Linked DNA regions of Homo sapiens: region 2 is linked to region 1. A link is an interaction called in ENCODE POLR2A ChIA-PET data of the cell type or tissue named here. Cell type or tissue: MCF 10A. All regions are shown on one strand.

Region 1 (2,500 bases):
CACTGTGCATCTGACAGGACCTGCTTGTATATGTCTAATATAAAGAACATTTCCTGCAGAGATTCCGGGGCGCTGCTCCTCTTTCTAATGCTTCTTAGCAGATTTGCTGTTATTAGACATGTAGATTTGTTTGATAGTTAAATTACGCTTCCTCACTGCCATGTTTTCGAGAACTAATCTGTTAAATTATCTTTTGATGCCTATTTACATGGAAGGGAAAAGTGGGTTATCGATTATATAAACATATAAATATTAATGCATTTGTTCGCTTCGCAAAAAAATACTCAGCAAAAAAAAAAGAGACAAGTGAGCAGTGCACACACATCTTAGGATTTCGCAAACAATATTGAACGGACAGCGACTGCATTTAGGGACTGGAACAATAAACGATGCATGATAAATCAATAAATGCGAGAAGCGAGTCTGCTCAGAATATGAATTCAGGCTCCCGGTTCTGCGTGTGCATTCTTTAATTTTGAAGTATATACACTAGTACGTGTTTACAATGCTGATGGACGCCAAGGGCGCTCTCAAATGATAATGTGTTTATATAACCCAGCGCTACAGGAATAATATACCGACTCCTACCCCACCCCCATCCCCTCCCCCGCCAAAAAAGGGAGGGGAGCTTCCTCAATAATAGTTTGAAACTGAAAAAATCCATTTGCAAACTAGTTAAATACAACCAGAAATTAAGCTGTTGAAAACCGGGGGCATGAACCGTAAGACAATAAAGGCTTTAAATGTGTATATTTATTGTTCTGGAGCCCTGGAGCATTGCGAGGTTTGCATGCACGGCTATTATGCAAACACAGAGAAACTTAAGAGCGACAGAACAAGGAACAGGCAGAGACTGCAAAGCCCTCGCAAGCTCCGACCCAGCTGCCGGTCCTCCGCCAGGCTAGATTGCATTTTCGCAGTGTTGATTTAAAATGGTGTACTCGCTTCCCCCACGTTCCCCCACCCCCTTCCCCGCTCTCCTCCCACTCCTTCCAGCACACCCCCCCTCCAGCTTTTATTATATTGGCACCAATCTTTCCAAAGTGGGTCTGGCATGCTAAAAAAGTAAACATGTACTATATGGGGAATAAGGTCTGTATAGTATGACAGTTGAAACTTGATCTGTGATAAAATTACAGGATGTTGAAATTACTAGTAAGCTATTTTTAACGCTTTCGCAACGTTTCACCTCTAGTCACAGCATCTAGTTGAAACAGGATTACTTTAATGAAAATTATATTCACATGGCTGAAGTTAATACACCCGGCAGAGCACAAATGCCTCATATTCAGTGACTTGAGGTGGAAAGACCCTCTGTGTGTATTTTTATGCCTTTTCATAACGTCTGCGTCCGCTGCAGTAAGAATTAGGGCACTTAACATTATCTAAACCACATTTTTGATTCAGAATATGGGGAAGTAATAAAAGGCAAAATCTATCTCGTTTCTATACACACAGAGATAAACGAAAGAAAATGGCAGATCCTCTAATTACAATAAATAATAAAAGCCCATGCCAAAGAGCCGGTATTCTGAAAGCTGTCGAAAACTATTTTAATAATTTAAAGTAATATCACAACTCTGCACCATGGAGGACTACAATTCGCAGTCTCCCATCTTTAACATTAGCCAAATTATGACTTGCACATCACTCTTTAATTATCTCTTGAAATTTCATCTGATCTTTCTATTTTATAAACATGGGTTACAAAGAGAAATTATAGCTCTCCTGCGCTTTCTCTCTCTCTTTTTAACTTTATAATGCATACTGCAGACGTTTGATTAGAATCGCCCATTTTGTTCATTTTTAACATATGAATGGACTTGACTGAGGGGCATTTTACATGTCTTTTTTAAAAATAGATATGCCTAAAGCTTCTGTTAGTCTCTGTCGTGTTAGCGTAAATATATACATCCAGTTCAAGAAATCCTATATTAAAAAAACTTGAGTTGCAGTATTTTGACAAGATCGTATTTGAGATCGACTCTGAGTCAGTTTCCTGTATGACCAATGCAGCAGCATTTATGCAGGAAACCTCAACAGAATGCCTGAGGGTATCCCTCAATTGTATATTAAATCTCTTTCTTAAAAAATTATACAGCTCTTTACAGCATCTAAGCTACTTCTACTGTCTTTGGTGCTGTAAGTCTTTAAGTGTGTAACGAACTTCATCTAATTAGAAACCCTGTTTCTTCAGCTCTTCAAGGTAGGCACTGAACTAGGATGCATGCTGCCTTATCTCTCCGATAAGGTTTCTGAGATGTTAACAATTGCAGGGATCTGGGTCTGAATATTTTTGAATATCCGCAGCCTTGTAATCAGATGAATGCTAAATTTCAAAACCGAATCACAGGGGTATCTTTCCCCCTCTTTTTACAGCACTGCCCCCACCCCCCGTGAACATAATAAATCTAATAAATCAAACCAATACTGTGAATGCCTTTTAAAATTACAGATCACAATAGTGTTTACCCCTCCCCCCCAAAAATCCCTCAATTTT
Region 2 (2,500 bases), 150 kb before region 1:
TTTGTTTTGTATCTTGCTTTCCGAAACCTAAGTGACATGCCTGCCCTTATGGTATCATAGTAATGAAATGTTTGAAAACATCTCTTTTACAAAATATTCAGAGACAAGGGCATTCTCTCAAATTACCATACAGATAAGTAGAGAGATAGCTATAGAGAGAGGGGCATTCACAACAGCAAGCTGGAAAACATTATTACATATATTTACTAACAATACTGCAACCAGCAAGTTTCAAATCTCAACAAATCTGACAGATACATTTAAATCAGCATGCTGTCTTTTCCTTTTCAATATATTTTTATGAAGATCTTAAGGCTTATTTAATATAACATCCAAAGATTACACTGGGGTTAGCCTGATTCCATGGGGGTTACACTTTTGAAAAGACAAGATACAAATCAAAGTTCTATTTCATCCTTGATGCTGAGCTTGTTCCTTTTAAGATCTACACAGAAAGTAGGGGGAAAAGGCTGCTGTTTATTGAGAGCTATGACTATCCGGCATCAGCTTTCACATTTAACTTCATCAGTCACCCAAGTCAAGCAAAATTAAAAACAACCAACTAACCAACCACCCCTAGAATGACTCCAAGCTAATGAATTATACCCTAAACAATTTCCTTCAGACCTTTCAAGGCACCCACACTTTTTATTACTTAAGGAGTGATTATGACAATGTCAAATCTAAACAACATGAACCTTCTTGATTGTTGTTAATCTTACTTAGGCAGTTAACCAGTGGTTTTAGGACATTTTTACACTGTACTCATTTTACAAACACAATTAATCCTACTAATTTGATTTTCTCCTCCGGATAACAGTTTTACTGTTGGTGGAAGCTCAGTAAAGCAGAACTGCCTTTAAAATCAGAGAGGCAAAAGTTTAAAAAGAGGCTTTAGGGCTTAGGATCCCCTTCCCACACCCGCTCTCTCCTCTCATTCCCCTAAACGCTGGTCTGAAAGTCCATCCCAGAAAGCCAGCCTGGAATTACCAAAGGTAAACAAGCTCACAAACAAAAATCAAGCAAAGAGAAAGTAGCGATTACCCATTCCAGTCGACAAACATCTGCCTGACTGATGCCTGTGCTCATGAAAGCTACAGCATGTGACTGCTCCCCGGCCACATCCCTGGAAGTCTCGACTTGGTGTGGATGTCAGCTTCCCTCCGAATGCGAGCTGCGAGGCTCAGCGCTCTGCTTACAACTCCCCTCCCCCGGCAGCTCCATTACTCATGTAAACACACAGCAGTGACTAGCACCGAGTGTGTGGGATGAGCCTGAGGACTTTGCTGGAGTTGCCAGACTGGCAGGGAGGGCTCTGCTCTCTCCACCTCCCCGCACGGAGATGGTGATTTCATCCGGCCTGTTTTGTGGATCCTGACCTCTTGCTCTCCTTGTCAGAGCACGATGCCACGTTCCATGAATTTGACACGGTCCGCAGCCTGGAGCCAGGGCATGGACTATTTGTTTTGTTTAGAAGACTTTGTGTAGCACAGAAGTGTTTCCACAACTGACCCAAGTGCTAAGACTTTAATGACCGCGAGGGAAGGATGTACTTTCAAGTCCCTTATCAAAATAACAGCTGAGCAGAAAGCTGACAAACAAAACTTGGGGTAGCAGGTCGCAGGCATTTCATTAAAACAAACAAAACAATATCCCCTCTGTTCTAAGACTTGTTACTATGATCTTCCCTTCCTAGCATTTTGGTGAAAAGCACTTAGACCTAAAAGGCATTTATTTCTAGAAAAGCTTTCAAATCCCAAAGGCCTTTTCGACAGAACTTGCATCGAACATGCTGTTTTTAAATAAAGGCAAAGGTTCCGGGAACTGACAAGAAGTCATCCCCAAACTGGGTTTATTTTCTCCATTCTTTGAGCTGTTTTCAGAACCCAGAGAAGCACATGTACTCCCCCAGCAGATTCTGAGAATTACAAATTTAGAACAGACTAGCACCTAATATTCTGGTCACACAAACGTAAACTCTAAATGGGATTTGATCAAGAGAAAAAGCCCTTTGTTCTTAGTAAGGCAAGTACTTGCGTATTTCAGGTATGGTTAGGCAAATCCTACCAGTCATTCAGGACTCAAAATCAAATTCCTCTCCTACTCTCCCCTCTGAACTTTTTTTCCCTCCTTCTCTTATGGAACATATCACTGTACTCCTTGTACTTTAGCTGTGGTTTTTGGCATATTATTATACCAGACTGGAGAATCCTTAAGGGCAAGACCCTGTGGGATGTGTCTTTTATCTGCCCAGCACAACACCCAAAAGGCTGCATTGCATAACATGTATTTGTTGAATGAAAAAGTGACTAATGGAAATAAAGATGCCCACATACTGTTCTTTCCTGTCCTCATAGACTGGTCCCGCCAACCTCACACGTGGTATACTTGTCACACTGGGCACTTGTAAAACTGCATTCACCTTTACTACTTATGCTTATGCTCTGGAAACATAAACTGGTGACTTGAGTTTGCACTGGGAATGGAGACAGGAAACCAA

What was found. ChIA-PET counts read pairs that join two places held together with the same protein. Peaks named below come from ENCODE experiments on the same cell type or tissue, not always from the same donor. Only the 100,000 strongest peaks of a DNase experiment are listed, where the experiment ranks them.
Region 2: POLR2A ChIA-PET joins it to region 1 with 98 read pairs; 27 of 35 experiments call an interaction of 5 or more read pairs at or near these places.

Annotation. Positions count from the first base shown.
Region 1 is chr10:61,898,766-61,901,265 of GRCh38, reverse strand. No RefSeq gene overlaps it. Among named protein-coding and RNA genes, the nearest start is that of ARID5B, 1.7 kb to the left of the region's middle. RefSeq lists a silencer at 876-1,045. In MCF 10A, no CTCF peak of the experiment used is centred here; DNase peaks (open chromatin) are centred at 15, 1,135 and 2,015.
Region 2 is chr10:62,048,028-62,050,527 of GRCh38, reverse strand. All of the region lies in intron 4 of ARID5B (AT-rich interaction domain 5B), which reads right to left. Among named protein-coding and RNA genes, the nearest start is that of ARID5B, 150 kb to the right of the region's middle. RefSeq lists enhancers at 1-45, 1,084-1,378, 1,220-1,389, 1,570-1,659, 2,280-2,349. In MCF 10A, no CTCF peak of the experiment used is centred here; DNase peaks (open chromatin) are centred at 1,247 and 2,297.